Regions from separate parts of the Homo sapiens genome. Here region 2 is linked to region 1. Evidence: read pairs that join two places in POLR2A ChIA-PET (ENCODE). Cell type or tissue: HCT116. All regions are shown on one strand.

Region 1 (2,500 bases):
AACACCCCACAAAAACTGTATTTCATTCAAACATAATCTGTTTTAGAGTCTCCAATTCATAGATATTTAAGTCATCTCTGTTTTTGCTATTTCTTATTCAATGATGGAAATCTTTGTACATAAATTGTTGTACATAAATCTTTGTACATAAATCTTTGCATATGTGTCAAAAATATGTATAGAGTATGATCCTAGGAAGGAAATTGTTGAAGCCTTTGATTTCTTATCCAACTCTAACCCTTCCTATTTCCCTCTCTTCATTTTTCCAATACAGTTATATAAATTGCTTACTTGTCCAGGCGCAGTGGCTCATGCCTGTAATCCCAGCACTTTGGGAGGCCGAGGTGGGCGGATCACGAGGTCAGGAGATCAAGACCATCCTGGCTAACGTGGTGAAACCCTGTCTCTACTAAAAATACAAAAATTAGCTGGGCATGGTGGCATGCACCTGTAGTCCCAGCCACCCAGGGGACTGAGGCAGGAGAATTGCTTGAACCCAGGAGGCGGAGGTTGCAGTGAGCCGAGATTGTGCCACTGCACTCCAGCCTGGGCAACAGAGTGAGACTCCATCTCAAAAAAAAAAAAAAAAACAACTTAGTTAAGCCAAAAGTCAGTGTTTACATTTTTGTCACTATTAAATATTATTCACCACTGAACCAAATAGGATCTTGTCATCATATCTTCTTTCTTGTATAACCTTCTGCTTTTTCTGACATTAGTAATTGCTAATCCCCTTCATCACTGGCCAAATTGCTTAGTTTTCTACATACAATTACTATTTTTTTCTGTTCAAAGGATACTGGAGATTTGGCAAACTTTTGGTAATCCTTTTCCTCCAAATTCCCAAACACATTAAATAATTATTAAAGGTTGGGCATGGTGGCTTATGCCTGTAATCCCAGCACATTGGGAGGCCAAGGCAAGAGGACTGCATGAAGCCAGGAGTTCTAGAGCAGCGTGGGCAACATAAGGAGACCCCTCTACAAAAAATAAAAGCAAAAATAAGTTGGGTGTGGTGGTATGTGCCTCTAGTCCTAGTTACCTGGGAGGCTGAGGTGGGGGGATCACTTGAGCCCATGAGTTCCAGCCCATAGCAGTGGGCTATGATTGTGCCACTGCACCTCAGCATGGGTTGACAGAGACCTTGTCTCTAAAAATATATTATTATTATAATAATAATTAACAGTTATGTTTTTCTCCCTAGATAGCTCCCTTTTGTTCTTTCACAGCCTTCTGCCTTTGGGATGGCTGCTTGCTAGGTGTAATAGATGTTTTATTAGCAAGATATTTTCTCTCAGAATTTTGAGGGCATTGCCCTGTTGTCTTCTGGCATTTTGTATTGCTATTGAAAAGGCTGATGCCAGTCAGATTGCTGATCCATAAGGCAATATGTGACCTGGTTTTTCATTCTGGAAGTTTTTAGTATCTTTTCTTTATTTCCAGTATTCTAAAATTTTAAAATTAATTGCCTTAGAGAGTGTGGCAGAGACGGGTATTAGACCATCAAAAAAATGTCCTTCTTCCTTGGTGCAGAGTGGTTTAGAGGAAGCCTGTGCCTGGCACTGCTCAGCATTTCCCAGCCCCATTGCATTCAGGAAGAACCTTGTGACTGGTTCTTTCTAACAGAAGGAGTGTGAGCTGAACTGATGTGTGTCAGCTGAGGTGGTGGTGGTGGGGTCAAGGGCAGGGACTGGAGTGGAGGGCATGACAAGAAGGGATGCAGCTAGTTCAGGAAGACCAGTGTCAGAGGAGTCAGGGCCCAGGGATCCAAGGTCCATGTTAATGTTTCCACTCTATCCCCAGTGCCAGCCCTGCACCCCACTCCTGCCCCTGCTTGGTGCTCAATGACCCTGTGTCTGGCTTCTCTGGGGAGAACTGACTCTGTCTTATTCACTTCCCTTTCTCCAGGCTCTCAGGTAATTTTCTCTACTCTGATAAGTAAGTTGCTTCTCATTCTTTCCTTTTCCATCTTCCAAACACTTATTGAAATCCTTTTCTGTTATTCTCTTTATCTTTATGAATTTTATCGTTTTACTTCCCTTAACCGTCATTGTGATGGCTTGGGGAGTGTATTAGGTTCCAAGGGCTGCTGTGACACATTACCACAAAATTAGGGGCTTAACACAACAGAAATTTATTCTTTCACAGTTCTGGGGTCCAGAAATCTAAACTCAGTTTCATTAGGCCTAAATCAAGGTGTTGGCAGGGCCTCTTTCGGCTTCTGGTGGCTGCTGGCATTCCTTGGCTTGTGACTCCATCACTCCAGTTTCTGCATGATCACAATTTCCTCCTCCTCTTCTGTTGGTACCAAATCTCCTTCAGCCTCTCTCCTATAAGGACACTTGTGATTGTATTTAGGGCCCACCCAGATAATTCAGGATAACCATCCAAAGATCCTTGACTTAATTACATCTGCCACGTACTTGCCACATAAAGTAACATTCACAGATTCTGGAGATTAGGATGTAGACACATCTTTGGGAGCCATTATTTAGCCTAC
Region 2 (2,500 bases), 120 kb before region 1:
TGTGCTGGTTTTATTTAGCTTTTCCCTATTGATGTTTCATTTGTTCTTCAGGGATGGAGGTGAAGGAGATATGGAAGCAGAAAAAAAGAATCAAGATAATCTGGCCATATGCAAGTTGGGAGGGGGTGGGGAATGGTCTTCCTACTGAAAAATGGAATAAGTATACAGCAGATATTTAAACTGATTATAATATTTAAAACATGTTGTAGTTTACTGTACTCTGTGAGGCTCGTATCTCACATTTTATAAGAATCCTACCCTGACAATAGCCATCTCCAGCCAACACTTCATTCAAATAATACAAATGCCTTCAGCCCTTTACATTACTCAGTGATATCTAGTTTTTGTAGGCCTGTCTTGTCTCCTTTATGAAACCAGATCTTGCTGCTCCCCTAAATGCTGTTCATTTTAGAGGACCTCACTGGCCCATAGGCACACCACACATATTTTTATCTCTACATATTCATCTATGTTGGCTTCTTCTTCTGAACGTATCTCTTGCTCTCTCTAACCTTCAAGCTTCAGTCCCACTTTCCTCATGAAGTCTTTTGTGATTACTGTAACAATAGATGCAGATATTTTTATTTGGAGTTTGGGTTTGAAAACACTCATTTCAATGCAGTTGTTCTATTTCAAGGACATAAATCACATTAATAAACTATTATTCCTTGTATTAATATGCAAAAAATTACTTTAGAATATCTTACTTTTTAAAGATCAAATGGGTCTAATTACACTTTTCTTCCATGAATATTAAAAACATATCCAACTTAGTTTATAATAATATTAGGAATTATTATAATGGCTATTTTTTATTAAGTACCGGGTACTTTGCTAAATGCCTGTATACCACTGTCATGATTTCTTACAAAAACGCTTGAAGGTAAGAATATTATTTTCATAGTAAGAGCAAGGAAACACAGGCTCAAAATTATCTGTTCGATTGAGTGTTAGAAGAGGAGTCAAGCCCAGATTTATCTAGTTCCAAAGCCTGTGTTCTTTGTATGACACTAGCCAGCCTTGGTGCAGAATCTCCCACAGCTAACCTACAATTGGTACATAGGTATGTAACTCTAAACTGTAAACTTGGGGCTTTCAGTTTTCACATGTGGAAACAATTTTAGCCATACAAAAACGTGCAAAAATTATCAGTCATAATTCAATTTGGATGCCAATAATTTAAGAGCTTCAAAAACTACATGGAATAACCACTCATAGTGTATAAGGTCATTTTCATTGCCAAAAAACCCCTAGGTTATAAAAATTATAGGGAGTAAATATAGCCAAATATACCAAAGTATTGTAGGGAAAGAGGTCTCTTTGCTACTCTTTCCCAACTACTGTTCTTGCCCAAGAGAGTCTAGCAGCACAGGCAGCATACCTCTGGGCATTCTCCCAGGTATATCTGCTGGCTACTTTGCCAATGGGCTTAATCAAAATTGTTTCCACACATACAGCTGCCATTTCTCTCTCTCTGACCTGTAAAGCAGGGAATAAATGACTCAGCATGCCATTTCTGAAAGACTGCCAATTCCTAGGTGACTAGAATAATATATCTCCTAGGCATTCAAACTGAATAAAAGTTACTGAATTCCAACTGAGTATAAAGCAGTCAATAAATGCTTACTAATGAAGAGCTCTAACATTTATCCAGGAGAACTACGGATTATTGTGCCAAAAAAGAAACTTAAGTCTTCCACTTCCATCTAAGCCTTAGAGTAACTAAAATATAGCACCATTACCAAATGATACTAAGTAAACATACTACCTGTACTAGAAGCAATACAGTATTTCTCTATAAGCCATGAAATAAAGGATATATAGATAAATATAGTAAGTTGAGAATGTAAATAATATATCAACATTATGAATGAGCAGAACAGTTAGGCATACTATAGAGTGATGAGTATGAGATACAGGAACTGTATATAAAATAATTCCTCATTTATCTCATGCTAGAAAACCTTTAAGAGACAGTGAAATCTTTAAGACGATTTAAAAAAATTAAGTGGAAACTAAAAGAAGTCTTCCCTTTGACAGAGGGAAATGCAAGGCTATGTGTATAAGAATGTACTGTATAGAAAGTAAAGCCCAATAAAGAGTATTTTTAAAAAGCATTTAAGATTAGAACCACAATGTAATGCTACAGCACATGAGCACAATAAAAAAGGACATAGCCCATCAAAGTAACAATCCAACTCATTACTCTTTTTTTTATTTTTATTTTTAAGAGAAAGGGTTTTACTACACTGCATGTTGCCTGTTGCCCTGATTGTCTTCAAACTCCTGTACTCAAGCAATCCTCCTGCCTCAGCCTCCCAAGTAGCTGAGACTACAGGCACATGCCACCATCCTCAGCTCACCAACTCAGTATCTTTAATGATGGGATTAGTAATTACTGACAAGCTTCAAACCCATATAAAAAATGTTTTGTTATGTGGTTAACTTCTCTAAGGAAGATAATTTGAGTTAATATGACAAAATAGGTAAAAATCAATAA

The links. Peaks named below come from ENCODE experiments on the same cell type or tissue, not always from the same donor. Only the 100,000 strongest peaks of a DNase experiment are listed, where the experiment ranks them.
Region 2: POLR2A ChIA-PET joins it to region 1 with 10 read pairs; 5 of 35 experiments call an interaction of 5 or more read pairs at or near these places.

What each region holds. Positions count from the first base shown.
Region 1 is chr11:110,369,674-110,372,173 of GRCh38, forward strand. All of the region lies in intron 2 of LINC02732 (long intergenic non-protein coding RNA 2732), which reads left to right. LOC107984385 (a long non-coding RNA gene) reads right to left here. Exons shown (of 2, transcript XR_007062885.1): 2 at 2,111-2,496. Among named protein-coding and RNA genes, the nearest start is that of LINC02732, 16 kb to the left of the region's middle. In HCT116, no CTCF peak of the experiment used is centred here; no DNase peak of the experiment used is centred here.
Region 2 is chr11:110,250,572-110,253,071 of GRCh38, forward strand. All of the region lies in intron 9 of RDX (radixin), which reads right to left. Among named protein-coding and RNA genes, the nearest start is that of RDX, 45 kb to the right of the region's middle. In HCT116, no CTCF peak of the experiment used is centred here; a DNase peak (open chromatin) is centred at 1,500; H3K4me3 peaks cover 633 bases; H3K27ac peaks cover 1,652 bases.